Regions from separate parts of the Homo sapiens genome. Here all the other regions are linked to region 1. A link is a loop called in an ENCODE intact Hi-C map of the cell type or tissue named here. Cell type or tissue: PC-3. All regions are shown on one strand. Links, peaks and the distances in the headings refer to the core of each region. The heading gives the core; the rest is flanking DNA.

Region 1 (10,856 bases), core at 4,845-7,344:
GGAAGAATGCATACTGTCCTTAGGAAGACAGTTCCTCTGGAGAGGCCAGGAGAAGCATGGGATGGGAAGTTGATATTTTAGCTATATTCATAATGTTTCTTTCCTTTTTGATGTGCAGCAAACTTGACAGATTAATAGTTATTAAATCTGGATGGCTGGTATGTTTTTGCATATGTCAAATATTTTATAATCAATAGTTTTCAGTTTTATCGTGTAGCAGTTTCCAGTTAAATACGTTGCATTGAACATGTGTAGTTATTTACTTTCCCTCATCAAGCCCTATGCCAGTGTTACTCAAGGAATATAAAAAAAATGTATGAAGACAGGTAAGGGGGAAAGACATAGGAGCAGATTTGAATGATCAACACCATTTTTGTCACCAGAGAGAGGGGCATGAATTTTAATTTAACTAATTTAGTGACGTGAAAAGAGTGTCTTGAATGGCTTTACTGAGGGATTCCAAAAAATGTTGACTCTCTGCAACCCCAGGATTGGAGGGTCCCAAGTAGCTGGGAGGATTGCACTAAGGGGTGGAATTAGTTTTAAGTAGATACTTGGGGTCCTTTCCCTAACCATAGTGTAATTATAGAGGCTCTGGAAATAGGAATTATTTGAAACCTTTGTTGCTGAGATTTGTTCCCAGGATGCTGGCAGTCAGACGGGAAGTGGAACCATTCTTCTTCAGAGACACTGAAATGTATCCTAGAAATGAACTACAAATATGGCATTTGTGGGTCCCCCAGTATAGAAGGGGAAACCCTCTGTCTGATTTAAGAAGGAATGGAATTTATGGTAATAATATTTAGTAGCTTGTAGAATCACTGGAAAGGCTGTAGAACTGGGTTCGAAAAATAGGAAAAACAAGGGAGGCCAGGTAGCCAAGACAACACTCGTTCCCACAAGTAGGCTGGTGTGGTGTTGCCCATGAACACTGGATGTCTGGCTTGACATTGCCACTGTCAGTACTTGCCTGAGGTTGTCAGTGTGCAGCATTGGCACTGCTTCTGCCACCACCTTCCATGTAAATGGATTCGCCTCTTTCCTGCTTTCTTTAGACACTACTGTTGATTCAGAGTCCAGGACATGCATGTCTCATTGGCTGAGGGGCTGACTGTGTGTCTGCACCCTGTCTGTAAGAACGGCTATGTTAAGTAACATTGTGGCATTTTTAGCTTCTACTATGGAAGGCAGATTTTGTATAACGAAAGGAGAGGTGATTCCCTGGATGTAGATACAAAGTTTAGAGGATAAGCAGATGTTAGGAAGTCATAGTGTTTTCCCCTCTATCCAGTTTCCCCAGGTAAACCAACTAGATCTCTACTTAGTCCCTTTCATGAAGTCTACTTAGTAGTCAACAAGCCGTGCCTCACACAGAGCTTCAGTCTACTATTTTTTTTCTTTTTTCTTTTTTAAAATCCATTTATCTTTATTTATTTATTTATTTATTTATTTTTGAGATGAGGTCTCACTCTGTCACACAAGTTGGAGTGTAGTGGCATGATCTCGGTTCACTGCAACCTCCACCTCACAGCCTAAAGCAGTCCTCACACCTCAGCCTCTCAGGTAGCTGCGACCACAGGTGAACGCCACTACACCTGGCTAAAGTTTTGTAGTGATAGAGTTCTGCCATGTTGCCTAGGCTGGTCTTGAACTCCTGAGCTCAAGAGATTCAGCCACCTTGGCCTCTCAAAGAGCTGGGATTACAGGTGTGAGCCACTGTGCTTGGCCCAGTCTGCTATTTTAATGCCTCAATTTTAAATACAAAAGGATAGCCAGTTATAGCAGACATATTAGCAAAACTTAGCATGTAAAAGACAGTGATGAAAACAAAACAGAAGAAAAGTAAATTTGGGGAATATAAGATACTGAAGATGAAATGGAAACATAAAAAATTAGTTTATTAGAAGGACGAGAGAAAATACTGCATTCATGAAACAAGAATAGAATGATTTTTTATTTTATTTTTTTGAGATGGAGTCTCGCTCTATCACCCAGGCTGGGGTGCAGTGGCACCATCTCGGCTCACTGTAACCTCTGCCTCCTGGGTTCAAGCAATTCTCCCTGTCTCAGCCACCTGTAATCCCAAGTAGCTGGGATTACAGGTGCGCACCACCACACCCAGCCAATTTTTGTATTTTAGTAGAGGCGGGGTTTCACCCTGTTGGCCAGGCTGGTCTCGAACTCCTGACCTCAGGTGACCCAGCTGTCTTGGCCTTCCAAAGTGCTGGGATTATAGGCATGGGGCACTGCACCTGGCCAGAATGATTTTTTTAAACGGAAGAAACAGAGAACACAAAATTTCTTCAAAATTGAGCCCAAGAATCAATGTGAAAGATTAAATAATCTGGTTGGAAAACGATGTTTTAAAAAGTCTCTCAAATACCTAAGAGAAAAAGATAAAGAAATGGAGGGTGCAGGAGAAAAAAATAAGAAAGTGTTCAGGTGGCCCAGTGTCCAATGAATAGAACATTTACAGAATGAAAGAACAAAGAATGGGAAGGAAAAGGAATTAATCAAAGAGTAATAAAATAAAATTTTACTCAACTGAAAGTTGTGAAGGTCCACTGAGTGTCCAGTACAAGGACCATAAAAAGAACAACACAAAGACTACTCCAGTATTAAACAGATGATCCTAAAAAAAATCCAGAAAAGAGCATATAACATAAAAAAAACTGGAATCAGACTATTTTGGGCTGCTCAGTTCCAACAGTAAAAGCTAGAAGTTAATGAAATAATACCTTTGTCTTAGTCCATTTTCTGTTGCTTACAACAGAATACCTGAAACTGGATGGTTTATTTATTTATTTATTTATTTATTTATTTGAGATGGAGTCTTGCTCTGTCACCCAGGCTGGAGTGCAGTGGCACAATCTCGGCTCACTACAAGCTCCGCCTCCCGGGTTCACACCATTCTCCTGCCTCAGCCTCCGGAGTAGCTGGGACTACAGGCGCCTGCCACCATGCCTGGCTCATTTTTTTTTTTTTTTTTGTATTTTTAGTAGAGATGGGGTTTCACCGTGTTAGCCAGGATGGTCTTGATCTCCTGACCTCATGATCCGCTCGCTTCAGCCTCCCAAAGTGCTGGGATTACAGGCGTGAGCCACCGTGCCTGGCCTGGATAGTTTATTTTTAAAAAGAATTTATTTCACACAGATGGAGGCTGAGATGTCCAAGGTCCAGCTGCTGCTGGTGGGGACTCTGCAGCATCCCGAGAAGGCGATGGAGGGCATCACATGCTGAGGGGCTGAGCCTCCTAACTTGCTAGCTCAGGTCTCTCTTCCTCTTCTTATAAAGCTACCAGTTCTACTCCCATGATAGCCCATTAATCCATTAACCCATTAATCTGTGACTGGATTAAGCATTCACAAGGACAGCTCTCATAATTCACTCACCTCTTAAAGGCCTCTCCTCTCAATACTGCCACACTGGGGATTAAGTTTCAACATGAGTGTTGGAGGGTACAAATATTCGGACCATAGCAACCTTGAAAATTCTAATGGCAAATGTTTTACTACCTGTCATTTTATGCCCAGCCAACCATCAGTCAGTTTAAAGCTAGGCATGCTAAGACTCAAAGCTTTTACCACCCATGCACCCCTTCTTAGGCAGTTACTAAATGAAGAAGGTAGTGGTCCATCCAGGTGAGGGAGTGAATTAAGAAAAGAAGAAATGAAATCTGGGAGACGTGGGATCCATCCAGGAGAGAAAGAAAGGAACTGTCAGGATGGTGATTGGTGGGATGTTCCCCAGAATACCTCTTCAGGAGACCTAGAGATCAGCAGCTAGATTGGGGCATGAGAAGAGCCCTAGGAGAGAGTTCTTCAGGGAAGAGAAATGGAATTGATAGGAATCTGTTGTTTTTGACTGTGTGGAAAGAATAACAAGATTTTTTTGCTTCTTATGTTGTATGTAGGAAAAATTAAGCGTAGGTATATAGAAATAAAGCAAATGAAAATAAATGAAACTGTTACTAAGTTCGGGAAAAGTAAAGTAAGCAACTGAGCAAATATAGCCGTAGTAACGTAAATCCTAATATATATAGCTATGTGATATAACTAATATACACACATGTGAACATAAATAGGTACATAGAATGGGGTAAGGAAATGGGAGAGACACTTAATGGAAGCATGCTGATTTCTCATCTTCCACAACAGGACTTCAACATTTACTACGTAAGATTGACAAATTAAAAAGTAGCAATATGAGCGTGTTATTTAGGAATAAGGAAATAGTGAGGGAAACAGTGCTATGTATTGAAAGTGGCTGTGGCTGTTCTTGGGACTGAAGAAGATGGAGTCAAGCAGTATCGGTTTCCCCCACTTTATATGCCTGTGGTACTATTTGCCTTTAACTACTATGTATATTACTTTGATAAAAACATAAACGAATTAAAAATAAAATAGCATTGCAGTAAGTATCTTTGGACAATTATTACAGATTGTAAAATCACGTCTCAGTGTTTGTTTTACCACCTATTTTCCTATTCAAATGTGGTTGACATTTATGATTAAGCCTCTGCTAAGGACTAAGTATCCTAAAATCAAATAAGATGCAGTTCCTGGCCTGAAGCACTTACATTTCAGTGGGTGGCGCATCAGAAAACTGAGCATTCACAGTGTGTCCTGTTTGATTGTCTTTTGGGAACCAAGGATGTGGAGAAAGTTTGGGACCTCAAGAGAAAGAGTGGATGTCTACAGCTGCACAAGGAAGGGCAAACCAGCAGAGCTCCTGGGACCTGCTGAAGGAGGAAAGATGCCCGAGAGCTGGGCAGAGGAAAATCCCTCCTGCTTTCAACAACTATGCATTTCCAAATGTCGAAAGAGAGATTGCAGAGCTCAACAACATGAATATTTTCTGGCTTACCTGCCAATGGTTTTTTTCTCCCCCTAAAATGAAACAATATCCATTATCTCTAGCGACATGTCTATTTTAACTTTGTCACTGTTAACAGTGGTTACTGGTATTCCAGTACTTTTTCCTAATGTGTATAGTGTTGTTTTGATTTGTATGCCTTTGATGCTTATTATACTCAGAACAGTAGATGGGCCTTTTCTTGTGCTTGTGTTCTGTCAAAGAATTTTTCTTAGTTCAACATATTCTTTCTTTAAAACTTGTTTTAACTGCAGTGATGCCAGAAAGTTTCAAAAAGACAGTTCCTCACTTTTTCTTGGCAGCAGTTCTGGTGTTAGAAGGTAATAACACATAGTGAAATCATGATTTATTTAAAGTAGAAATTTTGATTTCTACAACAAAAATCTTGATTTTTAACCACCATAAATTTCCTGTAGTAATCCCAAGGGATGCTGTAAAAAGAATAAGGTGGGGTAGGGGTGGGAGTGGAAGGGGTGGACAACTTCCTGAAAGAGAACATACCCCAGTGCAATCTTGAAGGAGGAGTAAGAGTTAGAGGAGTAAAGGGTGGATAAGAATAAAACAGGAGGAGGAAGGAAGAGAATTGAATGGAGTTGTGTTCCAGCAAAAGTTACCACTTGGCTTCACCTGAAGTCTCACGAGAACCCGGTGCATTCAAGAAATTTTAACTGGTTTCCTTTCCCTTTGACTGGAGCTCAGGGTTCAGGGAGCATGGTGGGAAGAGTGTGGAGAGATTGGGCTGTTAATTAGGGAGATTTATCTTGCACTTAGGAAATTCTGACATTGCAAAAACAGAGAGGCTATCTCCTTGAGGATTTAAGCGAAGGAGGCTAAGACTCGTGCTAATATGCACCTTATAAACAGTCTTGAATAGGCAAAGTGATCAGTTTTTAAAATAAGCATTATTGCAGACACACAAGACTATGTTTTAAGATCAAACTTACATTCTAGTTAGAGGATTTATTTTACTTTGTCACAAAAATGAAAAGGTTGGCAAAAAAAAAAAAAGACTTCCTGCCACAAGGTTTTATCTTTGAACACTTTATTGGTTTGCGTTTTGATTAATTTTTTTTCTAGTTAATAAGAGTTTAAATGATCAAGTTAATACATTTGTGAGGAAAATCTCACTTAGAAATCAGAGATTTTTAAGTTTAGGGGATTAGATTAAAAATAATTTTATTTGAAAGTTAGGCATAAAATGTATGTATATTTGCATATGTGCATAGTTTTTAAAAAAAACTGGAAGGATGTGGTATGCATTAAAGAAAGATACTTTGTTTGCTCCTGCTTTCATTTCTGTTGACAAGTTGCCAGAATTATTTGTATAGGGCCTCTATTTTCGGAACCATGATATAAATAAAGGATTCAAAATGTTTCCAATATGAAGCATTTCATCCAGCATTTTTACATCAGCTTTGAATGGGAGGAGGTCCTTTGCTGCTTGTGAGCATAAGTGGATTCTTTGGCTCTTAATCATCCACCCCTTTGCCTTTCTTTTTCTGGCTCTGTAAATACTTAAGTTGCTGCGGAACTGACTGTCCCTTGCACTGGATCCTTTCTCTCCTCTGCCCTTATCATTCAGTGTCTTACTGTCTGTGCCCCCAGCCCACACACAGTGCCTGGAAGAATATGTATACTATGATGAGTGACTATCATTGGGCTTGGGATTGGGACATGTAGAAGAAGACGTATACTTTTCACTTTTTCTGTACTATTTCAATTATTAAAATTTTCAGTAAGCATATAACCGGGTTCAAAAATGACTGAAAAGGGGCAAAGGAGAGACTTGTGTGGGGAGAAAAATTATTTGAGGGTAAAAGATAAAAATTATTTTGACCATCATTAATTTGATGGTAATTGTTTTAAATTTCTGGTTTTAGTTGTCTCTCCCTTTAATGCTGTATTAACCACACTGCCTTCCATTGTCCTGTGAGAATATGTTTATTTGCTGGGATTTTAAATAGTCGATTCTATTGTGGATTAGTTTATCTTTTAGTTACTTCATTGTGACAGTGTTTTATCCAGTTCTGTGTCACTTCTTGTTAATCTTTTAATAGATTTGCTCCTTTTTATGCCTGTTTTTCATGCTCCTTTGATGAGTGGATTGGGGTGAGAAGGTCAAACCCACTATTTTTTATTCATTACTGTTGTGAAGGCTCTTCAAGAGAGAAAGATGAAGCTGAAACCTTTATTAAATTTTGCTAATGTGGACTTGTTTTTGGCATTTCTCCGTCAACACAGATATGTGTGAAATAACCATGATTACGTTTTAGATTACAATAGAAGTTCTGATAATTTATCAGTTAATTTCCATTCTATTTTAGCTGAAAGCACGTAACTTTTATTTCTAGTGATTACATTTCAAGGGTACTAAGCTTAGGTGCTTTCAGGATAAGGATTGGACAGATCTTTTCCTCAAGAGCCTGAAAGTCTCACTGGGGAGAGAAGGCTGAACCACAGGTAGACTGAATCTTGAAATTTCAGTAAGTAGCAGAAAGGGAAGCATTTTTAGAAAGGAGGGTGCCCTGGTACAAGGAACATGGCTTAGGGATCAGACTCTCGAGCAGTGACCCAGTCTCGTCTAAGCTGCTGGGTCTTCATGTACAAACTGCAGTAGATAATAGCTCTTTAAAGATTGCTTTAGCGAGTTAGTGAGATAATGAGCAGTGCCTGATGCATACATAACTGGTTACAATGGATGGAAACAGATTATTGAACAAGCATGCTCTGAAAGGACAGCATGGTGCAACAGGCAGGGTAAGAGTAGGGGAATGAGGAAATCTGGATGTAAACCTGGACTTGACACTTGCTATTTAATCCTAGGTGGACTTACAGTTTCTGGCTACTACTGGTGGAAAATGATGGGCTCAGACAAGGTATTCTTTATAATTTACAGTTTTAAATTGTCAATATTGAATTCTTCATGCAGGCTGAGTCACTTGGTAGAGCTTTATGAAGAGGGCACAGTGGTTTGTTTAGGGCAAGCCTGTTTCCTTCTGTTAATATAAGAAGGAAACAGTTTGTGGGCAGGTGCCAGTTACTCTTGAATTCCAGGCCTAAAATCCAGGCCTAAATAAGAAAATAATGGCAGGGGCCAGGTGCAGTAGCTCATGCCTGTAATCCCAGACTTTGGGAAGCCGAGGCAGCTGGATCACGAGGTCAGGAGTTTGAGACCAGCCTGGCCAACATGGTGAAACCCCGTCTCTATTAAAAATATAAAAATTAGCCAGGTGTGGTGGCGGGCACCTGCAGTCCCAGCCACTCGGGTGGCTGAGGCAGGAGAATCGCTTGAACCTGGGAGGCAGAGGTTGCAGTGAGCTGAGATCATGCTATTGCACTCCAGCCTGGGTGACAGAGCAAAAAAAAAAAAAAAAGAAGAAAAAGAAAATAATGGCATGGCAGTTGAGGAGCCACTGAAGGTTCTCAAAGTGACATGACTACCATAGCATTTTTAAAAAGTTAAAGTTAATTATCAATAAATACTTTTTCTCTCACTGTATCCATATCCACAGGATATAGAAATTCATGCCTGCGCTGGACTGCAGAAGTGGTACACAGGCTATAAGGGAGCCTTTTTTCTTTTATATTTTCAAAGTAGTTTTTCTACCATAAATTTTGTAACCACTAGCCCAGTATTGAGAGAGAGCCTGCTATATAGTGAGCACTTATTTTTTTTTTTTTTTGGAGACAAATCTCACTCCGTTGCCCAGGCTGGAGTTCAGTGGTGCAATCTCAGCTTACTGCAACCTCCGCCTCCCATGTTCAAATGATTCTCCTGCCTCAACCTCCCAAGTAGCTGGGATTACAGGCACATAGCACCACACCCAGCTAATTTTTGTATTCTTTTAGTAGAGGTGGGGTTTCACCATGTTGGCCAGGCTGGTCTTGAACTCCTGATCTCAGGTGATCCGCCTGCCTTGGCCTCCCAAAGTGCTGGGATTACAGGTGTGAGCCATTGCGCCCAGCTGCACTTTGTGTTATACACAATTTGCTTAACTTTATGGCTTGTTGGGCATGCCTTTTTTTTTTTTTTTTTTTTTGAAACGGTCTTGCTCTGTCACCCAAGCTGGAGTGCAGTGGTCCGATGGCAGCTAATTCCAGCCCCAAACCTCTGAGCTCAAGCAGCCCTGCCACCTCAGCCTCCTGAATAGCTGGGACCACAGGCACACACCACCACGCCTGGCTAATTTTTTTTATTTTTTATTTTTTCTTTCTCCGATACAGAGTCTTGCTCTGGCACCCAGGCTGGAGTGCAGTGGTGCGATCTCGCCTCACTGCAGCCTCTGCTGCCCGGATTCATCCAGTTCTCCTACCTCAGCCTCCCAAGTACCTCGGATTACAGGCACACGCTATCATGCCTGGCTAATTTTTGTAGTTTTAGTAGAGACGGGGTTTCACCATGTGGGCCAGGCTGATCTTGAACTCCTGACCTCATGATCTGCCCACCTTGGCCTCCCAAAGTGCTGGGATTACAGGCGTGAGCCACTGCTCCCGGACTTTTTATTTTTTATTTTTTAGTAGAGACAAGGTCTTGCTTTGTTTGAGGTCTTGCTTTGTTTGAGTCCATGCTGGTCTCAGACTCCTGAGCTCAAGTGATCCTCCCTCCTCAGCCTCCCAAAGTGCTGGGATTACAGTTGTGAGCCGCTGCACCTGGCCTGACCACTCCTTTACCTCTCTATGCTCTTTCTTCATTCGTAAAATGGAGATACAGTTAACCCTTGAATAATGCAGCGATTGTGGCACCAAAACTCCCACCCTGAATGCAGTTGAATATTTGAGTATAACTTTTGATTCCTCCAGAACTTGACTAATAGCCTACTGTTTACCAGGAGCCTTACTGATAACATGAACAGTGAATGAACACATAGTTTGTATGTTACATGTATTATATAGTGTGTTCTTACAGTAAGTAAACTAATGAAGAGAAAATGTTATTAAGAAAATCATCAGGAAGATACATTTGCAGTACTTTACTGTATTTGTCAGTACTGTAAATTTACTTCATCTGTCTGACGTGGCAGGCAACTGCAGCTGCAGACTTCAGTCCATGGTACAGATCAAACAATCCAACTCTTTCTTATAAAATCCTGACTTTGCTTCTTGGGAGCACTTTTACCATCACTAGTGGCACTTCATATGGGTCCCATGGTGTTATTTGGGGTTAACGTATTTTACTAAGCGTGAAAAATACACCAGAACCACGAGAGGTCACTTTTTTACTCTGACATGAAGTTTGTCAGAGAGAGGAACTGCTCACCTGGAGAGGATTAGTTTTTAATCAGAGAATTGTAATACTTGAGCTCACCGCAATAGCAGCAGGATATGGCTATGAAATTATTTTAGGAATACAGTATGTATTACAATTAATTGTATGCAGTTATGATTGAATATTACGTCTTTACATTTGTTTACATTTCTCTCAGCTGCAGACCGCACCGTTTATGATCTTTCTGTGCATAAGTTGTGATACATTTTAGCTCCTTAAGTAGATTTATGTATTTTCTATGGTAGTAAATGATAAAATAGACTAATATCTTACATGTATTTTCTGCATTCATGACATTCCTTACTTTTTACTGATTTTTTTTTCTATATTTCTAGGCTATGTAGTTTTTTCAAATTGTCACAGTTCTCCAAAATATTTTTTAGTGTATTTATTGAAAAAAAATCTACAGATAAGTGGCCTTCCCTGTTCAAACCTGTGTTGTTCAAGGGTCAGCTGTACTCCTGGGGTGCTGGTGAGGACTGAAGGAGAGGAATGAGCATGTGTGAGGAAACGAAATGGGTGACAGAGTCCTGCTGTCTTAGATCCCTTGAGGGAGAGAGGTTATGCTCAGAGATAACGGTACAGTCAGACAGACAGAGGAACCATATGCAGTCTGTATTTAAGGACATGCTAAGGCAATGTGGAGTAATTTTAATGTTTTTCTTTTACGTTCTAGGTTCTTGGGTGGTATTTCAAAATCTGCTAAGGGAAATAT
Region 2 (10,856 bases), core at 3,068-5,567, 53 kb after region 1:
CCTCATATTTGACAATCCTCAACTTGCACTCCTAGCTTTTGTAGCTCCTGTTGCTAAATGGAAATGTATTCAGTTTGATGGGTTTTCTCTTCTTTCCCCATGCAGCAGTTAAATTAGGTTAACAAAACTTTGCCTTGTAGACATTTTTGGAAATTAAGACTACTTTAGGCTTCATGTCTGGTTAACTTTTCTCTGAAAACAACATCATTACGTAGGAAAATGTCTTTGCTTAAGGTATTAATGGAGGGTATTTTAAGAAGGGAAGGTATTTTAAGAAATAAGAGAAAATCTAAAGTAATTTCAGCTGCTATTGCCTGTGCTGCTGTACTGATGGTGATAATTGTCCGGTGGCAGCAGCATTTGGTAATATGAATAGTTTATGCTTGTCAGCCATGCCTTATGAAGCTTAAAACTTTATCTCCCCCTTTTTATAATTCAAAGAAGTATAACATCCAAATTCTAAGTATTTATTCTTCAGACATTGCTCTGGGGTTCTGCCTTCTTAATTTCCTAATTAGTATGCATAGTGACATGGTATAGCCATATAGAGACCTTGATCTTTACTGATCTCTTTAAGGAAATGTTATTTTTTGTCTTTAAATAAATATCCTCAGAAGTCTTGATTATGTGCTCCTTTGGACCCACCCTGGTCTTGAAAGCATTGGTTTCATTTTTCATATTACAGTATCCTACATCACTTTTCTCATTCTTTCTCCCTCACTGGCTTTACCCATCAAAAATCATTCCCTAGCTCTGTGAGGAGCCCCACAGTTCAGGCCTGCAGTGCATGTACATGTGTTCAGGCATCTCACATCCCAGAAGCCTCACCACAGCACCTGTCTCTCTTGCAGCTCATGACACTGAGAGGTTCGGTCCTGGAGGACGCCATTCCGTCGACAGCCAAGCACTCGACAGCCAGAGGCCTGCCTCTCAAAGAAGTGCTGGAGCACGTGGTTCCTGAGCTCAATGTCCAGTGCCTGCGGTTGGCCTTCAACACACCCAAGGTCACAGAGCAGCTCATGAAACTGGATGAACAAGGGGTGAGTTTGCCTTTCTGAGGAGAGCATTCTTGCTCAGGTTTATTGCTAGGCTTCCGGAATACAGACCTTAATGTTTCTTGTTTTGATGGAGATAATTGATACTTTTTATTGTGAAAGACACTCTCTTTGCAATTACTCATTTTGTTTTTTCTTAACTCTGAACTCTGAACATTTCTCATCTGATGAAATTCTGCATGTCAGAATTTATAAATAAGGCACTTTAAACTACGTTAAATTCTTTTGATAATCTTCCATATGTACGGTAAGTTTTTCGAGTGTCCAAGAATAAATAATAGCAGTAATCATAATAATGTTGTGTTAATGACAATACAGTAATAACAGTAATTAATAATAATGAGCATATTTGCAAGCCCCTTTTCTAAGTGCCTTAAATATGTTATCTCATTTAATCTCCCTACACTGTGAGAAAGGTACTATTATTATTCACATTTTAGAGAGAAGGATTCTGGGACACAGAGAGATTAAGTAATAAATCCAATTTCACACAGTTAGTAAGTTTTGGAACCAGGGTGCAAACATAGTCTGCCTCAAAGTCTGTGCCACTTCACCGCGCTGTTCTTAAAAGCTTAGAGTTTCAAAGTCTATTAGTACCACCAAAGATATATTCTAGCCAAGATTTTTAAATATAAAAATGTAAAATTTCACATTCTGCTTAGAGTAATTTGAGCATATGGGCCAATTTTATAGATAATATATTTATATACTCTTACTTTAATTCTTTCTTTTAGCATTTTAGCCATATTGCATCCTAGTAGTGGGTGGTAGTAGTTTTAACATTACATTTAAAAATTACTCCAAAAATAAAATTGGTTCAGGTAGTTTATTTATTTTTTTTCCCCATTATGTTCATTTTTCACAGAAGGGTCCAGCTATTGAATGTCATTTTGTGACCAGATTTGGATAGGATTTCCTTAATCAAAAATTCAAATTTTATTAAAATGAATGAGAGTCCAAAAAATCAGTTTTAAGGTATATTTATTGTTTTAATTCAGCCACTGAGAATATATAATGAAGCAATAGTTAGATGTCTCTTTTCTCTCTTCTCTTTTTTTTTTTTTTTCTGGAGACAGTTTCACTCTGTCACCCAGGCGGAGTGCAGTGGCGCAATCTCAGCTCACTGCAACCTCTGCCTCCCAGGTTCAAGCGATTCTGTTGCCTCAGCCTCTCGAGTAGCTGGGATTACAGGCATGCGCCACTGCGCCTGGCCAGGTGTCTCTTTTCTAATCTTTGCCTTTTTCTATCCATTTCACTTTTCATAATGCACAGCTAATATCTATTTGACACATACATCTGAAGAATGCTGTGAGTATCCATGTTCATAATGTGAAAATTTGTTGCCCTTTGAATTCTTCAAAAGACTACTGACATATAAACGTAACTATTTTGGAGGCTGTTTTCCAGTAATATTCTGAACATTTATTCTAACAAAGGAGTAGAAAAATGATGTTTAGGTCCAACTTTATTGATTCGGTCATTTCTACTACTGTGTTTATCAAGGAGAATAAAAACATTTAGACATTGATAATATAGTCATATACTTAACATTTGAAATTTCTATTAAAACAGATTATTTTATGTAAAGGAGATAGTTATTGCCATTTTCTTTTGTTTTAACTATATTAAATAAAAATGGATACTCTACTTGTAGACATTATGGGGATTTCTGACACATTTTATGTCCTCTGTTAGTGATGCCAAGTGCTGGATCACAGACGGTGCTGATCTGTGATAAATATTTTATAGTCCTATCCACATGGGAAAGATAAGAACACTATAAAGAGTTGAACTCAAAGTTTATTTAATTCACAAAACTGGCCATTATTTTGAAATTATGGCCTTCCTATTCTTGGAAGCATTAAAATGTCCCTTCCTTCATAAATTATTAATCATAATATATGATAGTTGTTTTCTTTAATATCTTTACTAGGCAAAATTAAAATTTGGCAATCAGTCAGTCTCTTCAATTTTACTTTGAAAGTAAGTGCCTTAAATATGTCATCCCGTTCAACAGGAGTATTACTATTAGACAGTAGTTTTTTACTAGACAGTGGAATCTAGAGGTTCAAAGCATGCTATTCTATATGAACAGCTCCATGTCTGGACTAAAGAGCACCGGGGGTTAGCCTCTGTCTTTTTTTTATCTCCATACATACAGCATTCAAAGCCTGGATTGTACTGAGATAAAGCAGACGACATGCATACTTAGGCTTTTAGTCTTGGGAGTAATTTTTTTGGTAGGAAATCTCATTAATGCCTTGGAATTATTTTGAGAAACTGATTATTTTGGTGCCTTTACAAATACAGATTTTAAAAAGGAAATGCTTATAAGTGCAGTGGATTATGCATATGAATCATTGCAAAGCATTTTTAGTTTCCATCTGTGTCGTCATATTTTAAAATTTCCAGCTTTGTGTGTCGTTATATTTAAAGAGATTCATAGTGTGATACAAGGAAACTGGACTCATCAGAAGGAGCTTTAAATCTCTTTTTATATTTGGTTTAAATGATTCTTTTAATATATTTTATGTTTTTATTAACTGTCTTACATAACCATGCTTTGTAAAAGAAGACACAATTTATTTCCTATATTGTGGCATTTTGCCTTTCAAATCTTTGGTGCTTTAATTCCTCATTTTACCACTATCAAAAGCTAAAGTGAACAGAAAAATTAAAATTTTATCTATTAAATATAAAAGAAAGCACTGCACAAAAATCTAATAATTTTTTTATTTAACTTGACAGTGATATATATGTGGGAGCTGAAGTATGCATTTCAATTCCTGAAGAAACTTATTTTAGAAAACGAACTAATTTTTTTAGCTTATCCAAGCTTTTACATTCTCCATCCTGATGCCTTTCTGGGACTTTCACTACTTTTTTTTTTTTTTTTTTTTTTTTTTTTTTTTTTTTTTTTTTTGAGACAGGGTCTCTGTTTCTGTTACCCAGGCTGGAGTGCAGTGGCGCGATCTCGGCTCACTGCAGCCTCTGCCTCCCGGGCTCAAGCAGTTCTTCCACCTCAGCTGGGATTACTGGGATGCACCACCACTCCTGGCTAATTTTTGCATATTTAGTAGAAATGGGGTTTCATCACATTGGCCAGGGTGGTCTCGAACTCCTGACATCAGGTGATCCACCCTCCTTGGCCTCCCAAAGTGCTGGAATTACAGATGTGAGCCACCACGCCCGCCTTTCACTACTTAGTGATGCCCATGTCAGTTGTTAAAATGGCAATGAGAAGACAAAACTAACCTCCTAATATTTTCACACCAATAAGAATTTATAACACTTGATGCTTTAGAAAATTTGTGTTCTTACTGTCAGGCACCTTGATCTTCACTTACAGTACAGTTGGGGGCATCTCATGATAAAAACAAATGAAATAAATACATATTTCATTTTACTATGTTCTAATCACTTTACTGGCATAATCTGATTTAATCCTCACAGCAACCCTGTGCAATAGATTCCAACTATTGGCCTATTTTACAGTCAAGGGGATTAAGGCATACAGAAATTCCCAGAGCTGTTTTTCTTACCTGTCATCCCTTAATAGCCCTGAGCACTGGATATAAATTTGCATAATACAGCTCTTCAATTTTAAGATTTCCAAGATCCCATTTACATATCTCGAATTACTTTCTTTTTAATTTCTTTTTTAAAAATCTGTCATCTTTATTTTTTTAATTTCTAACTAGGAATTCAGTGTAGAATATTGGAATATTCTGATGCTTAAAACTATGCTGTAGGCTGGGTGATGTGATTCACACCTATAATCCCAGCACTTTGGGAAGCTGAGGCAGGAGGATTGCTTGAGCCCAGGAGTTCGAGACCAGCCTGGGCAACATAATGAGACCCCCGTCTCTAAAAAAATAAATAATTTAAAAAACTACACTGTGAAGTATTAGGAATTTTGTTATTTAATCAAGTCAGCTTTTAAATAATGTAGAAAATTCAGATACTTTTAAATTTGCCATATCAGAGCCATTTTTCTTCAACAGTCATTTAAAAATACCTATATTTCATCTACTCTGTGCAAGGGGAATGAAAGATGATTATGTCAAGCCCTGGTTTAAGGCGTTCCCACATGTAAAGCACTTAGTACAGTGCTGAGCATGTGATAAAACGTTGAAGAAATAGGAGCTGTTGATAATAAGATAATAACTTGTTAGTAGCCCTTTACATACATTATCTCATTTAATCTTTATACATATCCTATGAGAGAGCTTCTGTTGTAGTTGATACATTATGCTCACTTTCACAAGTAAGCAGGACTGTTTCAAATCCAATAAATGCTTTTTAAGTATGACTCTGCAGGTTGTTAAATACTGTAGAGAACAAAATAGGCTAGTAAGACATAGTCCTTATCCATGAAGGAGACAGGGTCATAAATTACTGTAATGGATGTCAGGGTTAATATAATAAATCTAATAAGAGAATTGCAAACAAAGAGCATGGAGGTACAAGCCAGTGGGGACAAGTCATAATGGTTAACTGGATCAGAATGAGATGGGCCTTGGAGGGGAAGAAGATTTCATCAGGCCAGGGAATAAGCAGTTGGGTGGTCCATACTCAGAACAATAAGAACGAGACTCGGAAGGACAGAAGCACACAGTGCGTTCATGAGGCAGCAAGGAATCCCGCTGAGCAGGAGTGTGAGGCACATGTAAGGGAGTAATAAAAGTAGATGATTTTTTTTTTGAGACGGAGTCTCACTCTGTTGCCCAGGCTGGAATGCAGTGGTGCGATCTCGGCTCACTGCAAGCTCCACCTCCCAGGTTCACGCCATTCTCCTGCCTCAGCCTCCCAAGTAGCTGGGACTACAGGCACCCGCCACCACGCCCAGCTAAATTTTTGTATTTTTAGTAGAGACGGGGTTCCACCGTGTTAGCCAGGATAATCTCGATCTCCTGACCTCGTGGTCCGCCTGCCTCAGCCTCCCAAAGTGCTGGGATTACAGGCATGAGCCACTGCTCTTGGCCAAAAGTAGATGATTTTTATTGACAGTGACTAGGCCAGGCACTGTGTGAAACAGTTTCCATGAATTATTTTAATTAATCCTCAGAATGCTTTGATACTATTATTGTTCCTGTTTTATAGCTAAGAGCACTGAGACACAAAGACCAGTCACAATTAGAGTCTGTGCAGGCTGGTCTTGAATCCAGGCACTCAGACTCTAGAGCCTGCATTCTCAACCAGTACATCAGCCACCCTGTCCTCTTTTCCCTCCCCATGAATGGAAGAAGAAACTGGAATTATATTGCTGCAGACTTCAGTGCCCGGTATTCAGTGTAATATGTTAAACCCAAATAAAATTGGAATGGGTCTGGTTTATAAATATTTAAGGTACAGTTGCTAGTTTGCAGTAGAGAAAATTGGTAGTTCTGTTTTCATTAGGAAATGTCAGGTTTCATGTAAATGGTAGTGACTTTGCCTAAATGAATCTTCACTGTTTTTCTAGATTATTAAAAATGCAGTGAAATGAAAATATTTATTGAGTTTCAAATTTTAAGAAGTTATCCTTCAGGTTATTAAAGTCAGAGTAAGGGAGAAAGTGATCATATTTAATTTAACTCTGCAATAAATATCTCAAGAATGGATATAAGGAAATGAGCAATGTTTATGTGGTAATGAATAGCACTGACCCTTTGATTAAGGACATGAATGAAATTCTCTGCTGACTTCGCCTATTCATTGCCTTGCTGCGTTATTTTATTGTGAGGATAAATGAGTTTGACTAGCCATTTTCTCTTTGATTCAGGCAGCTAGTTTTGAAAAATGATCCATAGGGGAAATATTTTTTCCAAAACTGATTTTCTCTAAATGAAGCTTTGGCAGAACAATTGCCATTCCTAGAATTTTAATCGTCTCTTAGATTATGATATTAGCTAATGCATGTTTAGAGTTCAGATGGCTACCAAATTGATTCCAGACAACTGGTGGATCCGTATGTACATTTTCAGGAAGGAGATATCCACCATGGCCATCTAGTCAGGGGAAGAAATCAGTGGCATCTGTAGCTTTGTCTTGTGTGTTCACAAGTAGTGATCACCCTGTGCTGGCCTATCGCTGTTCTTTTGCCTGGCTGAGGCTGGATTGGATGACAGGATAGAGTCCCTTCCAATGAGAAGATTTTGTGATTAATGGGACTGATAGCATTAGCATTTGGAAGACATGCGGCTGTGGTAGGACTGCAGTTTGCAGTGAGAGAACACAGCAAGACTAAGATCACACGTGAGGACTTGGATCACGATTCAGAAGGATGCAGGAACTGGTGGCAAACATTTGTCTTCTGGATTTTGAATTGTGGATTGTGTTTTAAATTCAGCTTTAAAATAAAAGTTAAACCAATTTCTTTCCTATAGGATTTATCTAAACTAGGCAATAGTTTCAAATGGTCCCAAAATCAAAGCAGTATGACTATGTTTACATTCAGGGGTTCCATTTCTACCTGTTCCTATGACCCTTTTCTCCCCTGCCTTGTAGTTAATCACCTTATTAACTACAAGGTGTAGTATTTCTGTTTCATTATGCAGTTTCTGTATTTCTGTTTCATTATGCAGATACCACCAAATATGCATATGCAGCTTTATTTCACCCCTTTCTTTTATATATTATATATATACATATATATATACTTTAAGTTCTAGGGTACATGTGCACAACATGAAGGTTTGTTACATAGGTATACATGTGCCATGTTGGTTTGCTGCACCTATCAACTTGTCATTTATACTAGGCATTTCTCCCAATGCTATCCCTCCCCCAGCCCCCCAGCCCCTGACAGGCCTGTGTGTGATGTTCCCCACCTTGTGTCCATGTGTTCTCATTGTTCAGTTCCCACCTATGAGTGAGAACATGCAGTGTTTGGTTTTCTGTCCTTGTGATAGTTTGCTGAGAATTATGGTTTCCAGCTTCATCCATGTCCCTGAAAAGGACATGAACTCATCCTTTTTTATGGCTGCATAGTATTCCATGCATTTCACCCCTTTCTTATACAAGATATAACAGGCTGTAGACACTTGCTTTTTTCATTTAGGAATATATTTTTGAGATTTTTTTCGTCAGTACATAGAAAGGTTTCCCAGTATTTTTACTACTGCATAGTAGCATAGTATTTTGTTGTACTGCTGTGCCATAGTTTATTTCATCAGTTTCTCTATTGATGGGCATGTATGTGTAGATTTAAGTCCTTTTCTCTTACAAACAGTACTGCAATGAAGACTTTTTCTGTAGAATTGAAATTCATCTCAATGTCAAAAAAATCAGGTACCTTTATTATCAACTTAATACCCAATATGAAACTTTTTATCTTTGTGAGAAATTTTGCACAATAACATTATTAGGTAAAATTATTGTGTGTGGATTATTTCCTTTACATTATGCCAAAGATAAAAATAGGTTAGAATATGTCTGTGTACTTATATATAAATAATTTTGAAAGCATCTGTCAGGTTTTTTCTTTTTACAACTTTACTATTTAGTATCCATATGTCATTTTTTTAAAACAGTTGGATTTTTGTTAGTAATTCCCAATGAGGATATACATTTTCTAACTGGCATTTTTTGCTCTCAATACGGAATTTTTCCAGTTTCTTTGTCATTCTTTTTGGAGGACAGTATAGAAATTTATCTTCAGGAAGTAGTTAAGAGAGTTATGTATATGAAGAACAAATCAAAGCAAATAATGTGAATTAGAACAATTTTTTTTGTTTTATTTTAATGACCAAGGTCTTTACTTTCAGTAATGGCAAAGTTGCTTATTGCAGACCGGCCCATCCATTGAGAATAACCAGGAAAATTGAACAAAATATTTTTAAAACTAAGTTTGGACTCTGGATTCTGGAAAGATGGAGTAGATGTATTTCTCTGCGTTCTTCCTGCTAGGTACAGCCAACAACCTTGGACACATATATAAAACAAACATAAAATGAATCTGAAAGGTGGAGAGAAGCAGCAGGCTGGTTAGGGACCTTGAGATCTCTGGAATGGCATAGCTGTGAGGTCCCTGGGTTTTCTCTTTGCTCATATATCCCAGTCTTGGGCTGAAGAAGTCAGCAAACTGGAAATGCCTATAGGCACAGCCAAAATGTCCCCCAAATGTCTGTTCTTTTTAGCAAAAGGACCAAAAAAAACAAACTTAGAAAACTTTAAAACAGGAATCTCTCTACTCCAACTGCACAGTACAAAAAGAAGCTAACAACAACAACAACAAAAAACCCACAGCCTTCCCTCCTCCCTAATCCTTGCTGAGGCATTGTTAGAGAAGGCTAAGTGAGGAACTGGAACTTTCATCACGGTGGAGTGGTAATGAAGTGCCCCTCCAGCTCCCCACTGTGTGGCATCAGAAGAGGCCTGGTGGAGAGTCAGGACATTTTTGCACACCCAGCAATAACGGGGTCTTCTTACCAAAGTGTCAGTGAAAGCCACGTGGGGAGTAGTAATCATGCATGCCTGATACCAACCAGGGCAGTATCAGGAGAGACTCAGCAGGGAGCTGGAATTGTTGCCACTGCCTAGCAATACAGAGGTGTTGCTTTCCCTTAGGTGTCATGGAGGGAACTTGATGTTCAACCCCACCTAGCAGTGTCATTTTTTCCATACCAGAATGGTAATAAAGAAGGCCTGCTAAATAGAGGATTTAAATAAGATCCAGAGTCTCGTAAGTTAATATCCAAAATGTCCAAAATTGAATTTAAAATCACTGCTTATACCAACAATTGGGAAAATCTCAACTTAAGGGAAAATTTGATCAACACATGCCAACACTAAGATGACACAGTTGTTAGAATTATCTAACAATGATTTTCTGACAGCCATCATGAAAATGTTTCAATGAGCAATTACAAGCATGATTGTTATGTTATGTTATGTTATGTTATGTTATGTTATGTTATGTTATGTTCTGTTCTGTTCTGTTCTTTGGAGATGGGGCCTCACTCTGTCGCCAGGCTGCAGTGCAGTGGCTTGATTTCGGCTCACTGCAACCTCCACCCTCCGGGTTCAAGCGATTCTCTTGCCTCAGCCTCCTGAGTAATGTGTGTATTTTTAGTATTTTTGTATTTTTATTAGAGACGCCCAGCTAATTTTTGTATTTTTAGTAGAGACGGGGTTTCACCATGTTGGCTAGGATGGTCTCGATCTCTTGACCTCATGATCCTCCTGCCTAGGCTTCCCAAAGTGCTGGGATTACAGGCGTGAGCCACAGCACCCAGCCACAAGCATGATTTTTAAAAATGAAAAAATAGAAAGTCTTAGCAAAAAATTGAAGGTATTAAGGAACAAATGGAAATGTTAGAACTGAAAAATAGAACAGTCAAAATGTAAAACTCAGTAGATAGGTTTTTAGGATGCTAGTGGACCCTGAATATGGGCCATTAGCAGTCTACCAAAAATTATAAATTCTGAAATGTAAGGTACTTCAATGGGCTAGACACCCTAGAAGCCCCTGTCCCCAGAGACAAAATGGAAGGGACAGAGGAAAAAATCAGTGAACTTGAAGATAAAACAAATAGGAATCACCAAATCTGAGCAACAAAGAGTAGACTGGGGGAAACAAATGAACAGAGCTTCACGGTTTGTGGGGCTATAATAAAATATTTAACAATTGTGTCTTGGAAGAAGAGGAGAAAGATGGCAGGCCTTGAAAAAGTATTCAAAGAAATATTTGGTAAGAAGTTTCCCAAATTTGGTCAAAGGTGTAAACCCACACATGACAGAAACTGAGCAAATCCCAAACAGTATAAATCCAAAGAAGTCCACAGCAAGAGACATCATAGTAAAATTTTTGAACACTAA
Region 3 (10,856 bases), core at 3,691-6,190, 76 kb after region 1:
CTGTGTTAAAGTGCCTATTGTATGAGAGGAAGAGCAAATTTATGTACTGTTGTTTCCCAGCTGTGGAAGCTCACAACACTTTTAGTAAGTGTTGAAAGACCCCTTTACTTTGTTGAGATTTAAGACCTTCATCTCAAATATAGCCCTTGTCCCATTGGACTGACCACCATCACTTTTGTATGTACAAACATTTATTGAGTGCCCAGCACTTCCCTCAGTGCTTCATATGAACAGCTGATCTGCAGGCATGAATTATGGTACCATTGCTAAATGACCCAGAGGTTATCCAAAGCAAAATGCTAAACTGTGGATAGGAGGGCTTCTGGTGTCATCATAACTCTATTTTGATCATTACCTTAAAGTATTGTATATGTAGATCCATAAGCCCACGTAGGTATGTTTGTGTGTTTCTGAGACAATAAATACTGTTTTATATAACCTCAAAGCAATCCAAAATCCCCACATCATGGCTTTACAACTCCATGTACATTAGCTCCTTCTCTTAGAATGTTCCTGATTACATTTACTTAACTTCTGCTTGTCAACATCTCATTCTATCTGGGAGCATGGCTGCTAAGGATTCTAGGAGCCTGAGTTCGGAGAATGCTACCTACCTTTGATCTAATTGGAGTAGAAATCAAGATACAGTCACATTGTCACCTTTGAGGATACAGCAAGTGATATTTGACACAGTTTCAAACCAGAGGAAACTTGACATTGTAAGGAATTTCCTAATCCTCTTAAAGGATCATTCCTTTCACAACTGGCAAAACCGGTTTGTTCTGTCAGCAGGTGGAGCTCACTAGGGTATAGAATTCAGTCAAAAGAGGCACATTGTCCTGTCCTTGAATTCTGCTTGTCCACTACTTTGGGGGATGTTTTCTTATCTTCTTTCTGCAGGAAACTTTTTTTTTTTTAATAAATGAATCTAAATAAATTAATCCTTTTGAGTGTTGCACAGTGAAATCTTAGGCCTCTATCTATGAAGTTTTAAATAGGCACCCACAAATTCAGTGTCGCTGTAATGCTTTCCATTAGTCAGGGTGAGTTTTGTTTTACCCTGTTGCAAGCGAAGGCTGTTCTGGAAGGCATAGCCAGACAGCATGTAACTTAAAGCCCCTTCCTGTCTACAGATTGCTTGATCTTTTTGTTCTCCCTGGAGGGAGAGAGTCAGGTAATGTTCAGCCCTGGAATCTGGCTGTATTAAGGACTTCTTTTGTAATAGACATCGAGACTATCTCTCCCTTTTTATTTGTTGAGACCTAATAGGGTACTTAGCTCAATTCTAAAGCCAAGATGAAACCTTTACCTGTGGGAGCGTTCCCTTCTAAGCATTAGCCACATTCAGCCATTAGAAGCAGGCCCGCTAAGAAAGGGGTTAAATGTCAGTAGTGTGCAGCAAGTTTTACCCTGATTTTTTTTTCTTATGTGTGCTATACAAAAATGAACTAAGTCCCGAATGTGTGCCTGTTCATAATCAAGGTAGCAGTAGGTCAGATTGTATGCTGTTTTAAAAATATTCCAGGACAGGCACAGTGGCTCATGCCTGTAATCCCAGCACTTTGGGAGGCCGAGGCAGGTGGATCACCTGAGGTCAGGAGTTCAAGACCAGCCTGACCAACATGGTGAAACCCCATCTCTACTAAAAATACAAAAATTAGCCAGGCCTGGTGGCGCATGCCTGTAATACCAGCTACTTGGGAGGCTGAGGAGGGAGAATCGCTTCAACTCCAGAGGCGGAGGTTGCAGTGAGCCAAGATTGCGCCATTGCAATCCCGCCTGGTCAACAAGAGCGAAGCGAAACTCCATCTCAAAAATATATATATATATCCAGGAACCCTCCTGTCTATGCACAATGCAAAGGCTGTTGAGCTTTCTTGTCAGCTAAGCAGGGTGCAGGGGAGGGAGACAAAGCAAGCAAAGGTGTTTTTTTGTTTGTTCATTTGTTTTCTCCCCTGTGACATTTTCCGTTATCACGATTTGAACCATTTGATTTGGAAAGCTGAAAATGGTAGTTCAGGTTCGTAGTCCCTTAATATAAAGTGGCAGGGCTGGCTGTGTTTCAGAATTGAGGAATTTTCAGATTTTAGAGGGATAATAAAATGTATGACCCATATAGTAATATTCCCAGTGAGATCTGGGGCAGTACCCCACAATCAATTATGCAGGGGAAACATGAATATTCACACAAAGATGAATAAATTAAAAGTACTAATGTCAGCCCCATGTCAAGTTTTGCTGCCAAATATGTTTGCCTAAATTTGCTTTCTACCTTTCAACTTCAGAATTGCAAATAAGAAGTTGTAGACATATGTTGCAGCGGTTGTCCAAAGACAAACCTGGTTGAGTTCTGGTGATAGTTAATGGAGCTGAGTCACAGAACTGACTCTTTATGATCTTGTGTCTCTCCCTACTGTACTAGTTCCTCTCTCTTGCATTCTCTGATCTCTTTGCTCATCTGTCAAACAGGGGTAATATTTGCCTTGTGGGCTATTGTGAGAGTAAGAATTTAATGTATGTTAAACACTGCACGTAGTGCCTGGCATATGATAGGTATTCAATAAATGTTAGCTATTAAAATTTCACCTCTTCTCTTCCCCCTTTTATTAGATAAAACCTTACTGATGTGGTGGTTGTAATGACACTCTGGAAATAGGATTAAGTGATAAGAATTGTCCCAATGTCATTGGAGAATTCAAAGTCCAATTTTTTTTTTTTTTTTTTTTTGAGACAGAGTTTTGCTCTGTTGCCCAGGCTGGAGTATGTGGTACAGTCATGACTCACTGCAACATCAATCTCCCGGGCTCAAATGATCCTCGAACCTCAACCTCCCGAGTAGCTGGGACTACAAGTGTGCACCACCACACCTGGCTAATTTTTGTACATTTTGTAGAGACAGGGTTTTGCCATGTTGCCCAGGCTTGTCTGGAACTCCTAGGTTCAAGTGATCTGCCCCCCTCAGCCTCCCAAAGTGCTGGGATTACAGGCATTAGCCACTGTGCCCAGCCCAAAGTACACATTTTTATGTTGAAAACTCATTGCTTGTTAAATGATCAGTAACACCTTAAAATTTCTTTGCAAAATGACTGGACTTTTCAATGATGAATAAATGTTTTGATTAATGTTATAAGTAAATCTCTTAATCCTTCATTTTAACTGCATTTGAGGAAGAAATATTTGCCATTAGCTGATTTGCCATTGTGAGGCCTCTTTTAAAGTTTCTCTGCAGACACTCATCCTTTGGAAAACTATTTGAAAGAGAAGTTGCTCTAAGTACAGTATTGATGATAGTAGTGCTGTAACAAAGATATAGGCAAGGTTTATAATTTAATATATTGGGAAAAGGGTATTGGGAGATAAGTCTTTTCTAATTTTACAAAAAAAAAACTGCAAAAATATTAGTGGACCTTTTAGTGCAAAACAGTTTATTTTAAAATATGTTTTATAAAGTAGACCTCTGCTTTTAAATTTGTAAAGACCTCCCTTTTAAAAGGGGGGACACCATAAAAAAAGAATTGCCTTTAGTTACCAGGATTTTTTAATAACCTCATTTTGTACTTTGTAATTGATTAACAGAAATTTCCTATAGTACCAACAGATCTGTTTAATGGTGCATGATCTTTACATACAGGAAATTTTCATTTATTTTTCTGGCCTTTTCTCAGTTCATGAAGTTCGTAGATACTTGCTCCACTTAATTTTGGATCAAAGACGGAAAATACAGAAGGATTTCAAGAGAAGAAAGGTGTTAGCTATTTTCTGGGCATGTGCCCTATAGGACCTTTTAGCATTTGACTGGGACAAAGTGGATCTGCCTATATTTATATGCATCGTATTACCTGCCTTCACAGCTGAACTACCAGCAGAAAGTAGGCATCATGTACTGCAAAGCTGGACAGAGCACTGAAGAAGAGATGTACAACAATGAGTCAGCTGGCCCAGCCTTTGAAGAATTTCTTCAACTATTGGGAGAGCGAGTTCGGCTCAAAGGATTTGAGAAGTATCGAGCACAGCTTGATACCAAAAGTAAGAAATACTTACACCCTCCTACTAGGCTTATTTTCCCCCTGTTGTGCTGTTGTGCATCTGCTAAATTATCCGTAAAGCAACATTGCCATTTATCGCAGAACACTGCTGGTGATGGGGGAGAGAAAGCCAGAGAGGGAGGATGTAGCACCAGAACAGTTGAAGATCATAACCAAAGTAGCTAGAATTAGACTCTAAAAAAATAGTGTTGTCAGAGGTGTGTGCATGGAGTGGGGCAGTGACACAGATCGTGCAGAATTGCTCCTGGGTGAGCATTGTGTAAATTTCATTACATTTAGCCAAATGTTAGGGTGATTAAAAACTCCGGAAACTTACAACTGTCTGAGTGTAAGCCTGGAATTTTTGACTTCCATTAATTCATTTCATAGTCTTCATGTTTATCTATGTAGTCAGCCTTTGTTTTTGTTTTTTTGTATTCTTTTTACATCTAGGGTTTTTGTTTCTATTATTATTATTCACAGTCTACTTAATCTCTGAGAAAATAGGCTTTTTAGCTTTGGTATTAGTTTAGCTCATAAAATGTGTTGATTAAAAGCATGATAATGAAACAATCTGTTTAACTATGGTGCATGAACCTAAAAGGTTGTCCATGTCCAGTCCCCAAGTTGTCAGTAAAATAGTTAACATTCTCAAATGCCTATTTTGGTTAGCTGGGACTAATCAAAGAGTGTGTTGACTTTTGCTATGTGTCTGTGTGAAAGCAGTTTTAAATTTTATCTTTAAATTCATCCATAGACACCTGTGACCTGTTTTTCTTTGAGAGGGTCTTGGGATTAGCACATCTGTATTGCAGTCTATAGTAATCTCTCTGATTTTCTGTACAGGAAATTAAATAAGGAGTTGAGTCATGAAAACAGAAAAGCATTCATAAACTCCACTGCAGGGAAGAATTTCCTGTTGCCATGGTTTTGCTGTTGCCAACTTGGAAACGACATGCAAGAGAGACTATTAAAACCCATAAATAGCCTAGCTGCTTAAATATTATTTTAACATTCTGTACTCTGCTTGCAACTGCATAAAGATGTTAAATTTCAGTATGTCCTTAAACTCTTTTTATCCAGCTATTCTGATATTCACCTGGTACAGTTCATTCATGTTGCCCCCATTTGTTGTGCTGTATAAATTATCACTACCACAAACAGTTATTGAAAGGATCTGGGAAGAGAATGTGTAATAAGCTCAGTGATACTATAAATGAATGGTCAGACTGGGAGTTGATAAGATTGTGTGTTATCTGTGATGAAGGGTGATGTGAGAAATGTATAGCTAGGGTATCGTTAAGCAACATGACATGTAGTAAGGCAGTGGAATACACAAAATAAGCACTTTGTGCACAGTTTGTCCAATTATCCCAACAACTGCAAAGGCTAGAGGGGGATGAGCCTGGATTACCAAACAGCCTCTTAATGTAGTTTTGGAATTATATAATACCTTCAACAGGGAAAGATTCTTTTTCACTGAACTACTCTCCTTTAAGTAGTTCAACTTTATGAGGCATGTCTGACCTTTCAGGGCATATTTCCTGAGAAGGATTCAAAGAATCCTTCTGTCCTTTTAAAATGTCGCATTTCCTAAAATGAACGAAAAGTAGGGAAGTATTCCTACTCTGAAGCCCCAAAGAAGACAGTACGCAAAATCATCTCTTTTACTCCAAGCTTATTAATAGGGGCAAAAACTAGAGTCTATTCACTATGCCATTTAAACCTGCATTAAATAATCATAGACCACCAAAATAGGCAACAGCCAGCCTCTGTACACCTCAGCTGCCTCCTACTGGGCTGGACACTACTAGAGATAAGACTTCGTTCTGTGTGCTGTGATGTAATCTCACCATACTTAATCTAACTTTATGTTGTGTCAAGAAACTTTGAATATAATTCTTTTTCTAAAAAAGTGCTTTTCAGAACAAATGTTCAAGGATCATTCCCACTGTAGATGTCACTTGAATCTATGGGTTTGTAGTTTTTATCAAATTAAAGTACTATCTGCTGTTATTTCTTTATTTTTTCTGTCTTAACCTCCCATCTCTCTGAGACTCCAATTACACATATGTTATATCACTCACTGGTGTACCACAGGTTAATGAGGCCCTGGTTCTTTTTTTTTTCCCCCTAACCTTTTTTTTTCCTTCTGTGCTTCAGTTTGGATAATTTCTATTAATATATCTTAAAGCTCCTTGTGTTTTTCTTTTCTTCCATGGTATCTTAATTCATTGTTAATCCCGTCCAGTGAAATTTCCATTTAAGATATTATATTTCAGGGCCAAAAGTTGCATTTGATAATCTTTTTAAATGTCTTCTATTCTCACCTTTTTAGGTTCACGCTGTCCTTTAGATCCCTAAACACATTTATAATAGTTGTTTCAAAATGTTCATCTGCTAATTTCATCATTTCTCTCATTTTCAGTTTCTTTTTTTAATGGGGTTCCTTTGTATATATTTTACTTCCTCACATGTCTGGTTGTTTTTGATAAGATGTTGGATATTGTAAATGTTTCATTGTTCAGTGTCTTAATTTTGTTATCTTCTTTAAGTGTTGAGTTTTGTTTTGGCAGGCAGTGAAGTTGCAGAACAGCTTGATTTTTATGAGTCTTATTTTTAAGCTTTGTTAAAGCATACCTAGAGTAGCTTTTACTCTGGCTAACTTAGCCCTACTACTAAGGCATGACTTTTCTTGCACCTCAGTACTTGAATATTCAATGAAGTGTCTACTGTGGCTGTTCAGAACTCATTAATGTCTCCCAACCCAGTGTGAACTGTGGAATTGTTTGGCTTATAATTCGTTGGTAGTTGTTCTTTCCCTAATATTTTGTCTTTGCTTGGCTTTTGGAATTTATGCATATGCATATGCAGCTTACTGTCCAACTCAAGACTCAAAGGGACCCCTATTCAGATTTCTGAACCTTTCATCTGATATTTCTTTCTCTTTGGTATTCTGCCTAGCAAATATCAGTCACCTCAGACTTCCTGAACTCGAGTCTGTCTTGGCTTCCCCCTTCAGTACCTTGCTCTGTGTCAACTGTCCCACAAGTACCTCTAGGTAGAAAGCCCAGGGGTCATAGGGCTCATCTTCTGTATTCTTTTTTCTCAAGGATCACTATCCAAGGCTGCCTGTTCTCCAATGTCTGCAAACAGTTGTTTCAGCTATTATATCATTTTTTCTAGTTATTCACAATGGCATGGTAAGTGCTGTATCAAGCACTTCATTATGGCTGGAAGCAGAAGTCCCAGATACTTTTGATATGTATGCCGTCTCGTTTAATTCCGACAAACCTGCTAGATACCAATTATCCCCACTTTACAGAATTGGCTTCTTTAGATTAAGTAACATGCCCATGGTTAGATAGCTAGCAAGCATTAGGAAAGTAGAATAGATCCCAGTAGTGTGGTTAATGAAGTGTTCAGAGAAAGCATAAATGTAGAATGAAGTATAGCAAAGCCCCAAGACCGGCCTTTAGCCTATGTCTTCCTCCCTCTTAAGCCCTTGAGCTAACAGTACTCAAACCAGCTCATGAGATAGCTCTACTTCATGCATTATCATCATATTCATTTCTTAGTATTTTTGTAAAGGAGGACGAGGCTCAGGGAAGTAATGAACTATTGAACCATTTCTTCTTTTTCCCAGTTATCTGTGCAAAGACCATCTACACATTTCAAAAATAAGGATTTGTAGCAAACAAGCAAGCTACAAATAAATATGTCACAGGCTGGAACAATTCTGCAATGAAGAAATTTTTAATAGGGGATTTTTCCTTCTTTTTTGTTTTCTTATTTGGATGATATAACCTAGATAATTACCATTCTCTCACACTACAATAAATACAATAAACTTCCCACCAAGCAGTTTGTTATTTGAAAGCTGGAGACCATCCTCATTTTTAGCTACGTACGTGGATTATTTGGGGGAATTATTTCCTGACTGAGGCTTGTTTGTCACGTCAGTACACAGGAGACTTAGAAGCCGTTTGTAAAAGCTTTCCTTCAAAGCCCTGCCTTCATTAATTTGCTGCAATGTTAGTGACTGTTTGTTTTCTCCTCCATTTTTCAGCAGTGTTATAAATGCAGTTGAGGTTCAAGATCTTAAAAGAGATATAAGACTTTTCATAAAGAAAGATTTGGAGGCAGATCATGTGATTGTCAAGGAGGCAGATCATGTGATTGTCAAGGTGACCTATATAATGCCTGAATTTACTTATTAATTAAAGCTCTATACAAATATGAAGTAGCATCATTCTTTCATCCTCCTTCTACAAGCACATTGTCCCTTTAGAGTTGCTCAATACGCTCTTCAACCAGATAAAAAAGCATTTTTTTTTTCATTTTCCTGATAGTCATTCTATTAAAACTTTCATAGTTTCAGGGTTTCATGGTCACTAAAAATATTATAATAAGAGCATTGGATGCTTTATTCCTTAGTAATATAGTAAACAGTCTTAGATTCGGGAGGACATGTCCAGGTTTGTTAACAGGGGTATATTGCATAATGCTGGGGCTTGAGCTTCTAGTGAATCTATTAGCCAAATAGTGAGCATAGTACCCAGTAGGTGGAGATTTTGAGGTGGAGTAGGGTTCTCCAACCCTTCCTCTCAACCTTCCTCCCCACTTTTGGACTCGCCAATGTCTGTTGTTTTCATCTTTATGTTCATGTGTACCCATTGTTTAGCTCCTGCTTGTAAGTGAAAACATGCAGTATTTGACTTTCTGTTTCTGCGTTAATTCACTTAGGATAATGGCCTCCAGCTGCATGTGTGTTGTTGCCAGGGAGATGATGATGTTCTTTTTTATGGCTGCGTACCATTCCATGATGTATATGTACCATGTTTCCTTTATCCAGTCTACCATTGATAGACACTTAGGTCGATTCCATGCCTTTGCTATTGTGAACAGTGCTGCAATAAACAAATTAGTGCAGGTGCCATTTGATAAAATTATTTCTTTTCCTTTGAGTAGATACCCAGTAGGGAGACTGCTGGGTCAAATGGTAGTTCTATTGTTAGTTCTTTGAGAAATCTCCATACTGTTTTCCATAGTGGCTGTATTAATTTACATTCCCATGAACAGTGTATGTATATTTTCTTTTCTCAAAATCCTTGCCAACATCTGTTATTTTTTGACTTTTGAATGATAGCCATTCTGTCTGATATCAGATGGTATCTCATTGTGGTTTTAATGTACATTTCTCCAGTGATTAGTGATGTTGAGCATTTTTTCATGTTTGTTGGCTACGTGTATGTCTTCTTTTGAGAAGTGTCTATTTGTGTTATTTACCCACTTTTTAATGGGGCTGTTTGTTTTTTTCTTGTTGATTTGCTTAAGTTTCTTAGAGATTCTGGATATTAGTCTTTTGTTGGGTATATGGTTTGCAAATATTTTCTCCCATTCTGTAGGTTGTCTGTTTACTCTGTTAATTATTTCTTTATAGCAAACATTCTTTTTTCATTCTTTCTGGTAAAGTTTAATACCTCTATGAAGTGCATAGTAATTTCAGGATTTTGGAATTCTTTTCTTCTTGGAAAGAAAAGTTTCATTATTTTAGCCCTAGTTTCATCTCTGAAACTTCTGAAACTATTCCCAAACTGTTGAAAATTATCAGCAAAACTCTATGAATCTAAAAGACCTCAGAAAAAGGCTGGTCAGATAGCATACATTGTGTGAAATGAGACGTGGAGGACAGAGAGAAGGGGCTAGAAGTAGAAAAATAAATGATCTTCAGTGTTTTCTTCCCCAGCAGTTTTCCTCTCTGGCAGTAATCCTTTTAGAACTAGCAGGCATATAAAGCACAGTGTAATAAATGAATACCAATGACATTTTTTTTTTCTGTTTCATTAATTTTGCTTAAAATTGACTTGAAACACATGTATAAGTACACGTCAGTGGTGACACATTCACTTTAAAGTTTTAAAATGTGCTGATCTGTTCTATACATATTTATAGAAAGGGTTCTTGACAATAGATAAGTTCTTCACGTTCAAGACCTGTCTTAAATAGTTCAGTTGAATCCTTTGTTGTAGTAATACACAGTTTTTTTGTTGTGATGGTCATTAATACTTAGAAGATATTTTTCTTGGATATTTATATGTTGTTACATAGTTTTCCAATTTTTGAAAAGTAGTCTTTGCTTTGTTCTATTTTTGACTATTTTTAAGCCTTCGCATTTTATGTCAGCTTCAAAATTAAGATTCTCCAACAAGCTCAAGCTTGAAACTCAGAGCTCTAGAATATCTTTAGAAAGCTGTCTGCAAGCCACAGTTGTAGTCTATTCTTAGAGCAGTACCTAACGGCAGCGGAGTTACTGCATTAGAGCTACCTGGGAGTGTCTGTGAAGAATAGATTCCCCTGTGAGGCCCTATACCCACTGAGGAGTATTTTGGGGGGTGGGCCCTGGGAATCTGCCTCTTAATTTAGCTCCACAGCTGATGCTGTGCATACTAAGTTTTCAGAACTACTGTTGCCTTTTGGTATGTGTCAGAGACTTTGTCTGAGAGCATCGTTCTCTAAAATGCCATCAAGTGTTTTGGTCCTCAAAAAATAGGGTCGAGGCCAGGTATGTTGGGTCACGCCTGTAATCCCAGCACTTTGGGAGGCCAAGGTGGGTGGATCACAAGGTCAGGAGATTGAGACCATCCTGGCCAACATGGTGAAACCCCGTCTCTACTAAAACTACAAAAATTAGCCAGGCATGGTGGCATGCACTTATAGTCCCAGCTACTCAGGAGGCTGAGGCAGGAGAATCGCTTGAACCCAGGAGGCAGAGGTTGCAGTGAGCCGAGATCGCACCATTGTACTCCAGCCTGGGCGACAGAGTGAGAC

What was found. A loop is a pair of places that touch in the nucleus more often than their neighbours do. Peaks named below come from ENCODE experiments on the same cell type or tissue, not always from the same donor. Only the 100,000 strongest peaks of a DNase experiment are listed, where the experiment ranks them.
Region 2: it touches region 1 in a loop (2.0-fold over the local background); 2 of 110 quality-filtered maps call a loop at or near these places.
Region 3: a loop joins it to region 1, with 2.2 times the contacts of the local background. A loop is called at or near these places in 3 of 110 quality-filtered maps.

What each region holds. Positions count from the first base shown.
Region 1 is chr14:71,568,837-71,579,692 of GRCh38, forward strand. All of the region lies in intron 4 of SIPA1L1 (signal induced proliferation associated 1 like 1), which reads left to right. Among named protein-coding and RNA genes, the nearest start is that of SNORD56B, 180 kb to the left of the region's middle. In PC-3, for the core only: no CTCF peak of the experiment used is centred there; a DNase peak (open chromatin) is centred at 6,355; H3K4me3 peaks cover 299 bases.
Region 2 is chr14:71,623,197-71,634,052 of GRCh38, forward strand. SIPA1L1 (signal induced proliferation associated 1 like 1) reads left to right here. Exons shown (of 24, transcript NM_001386936.1): 7 at 852-1,040. Among named protein-coding and RNA genes, the nearest start is that of SNORD56B, 230 kb to the left of the region's middle. In PC-3, for the core only: no CTCF peak of the experiment used is centred there; no DNase peak of the experiment used is centred there.
Region 3 is chr14:71,646,484-71,657,339 of GRCh38, forward strand. It overlaps SIPA1L1 (signal induced proliferation associated 1 like 1), which reads left to right. Exons shown (of 24, transcript NM_001386936.1): 8 at 3,852-4,026. Among named protein-coding and RNA genes, the nearest start is that of SNORD56B, 250 kb to the left of the region's middle. In PC-3, for the core only: no CTCF peak of the experiment used is centred there; a DNase peak (open chromatin) is centred at 4,958; H3K27ac peaks cover 877 bases.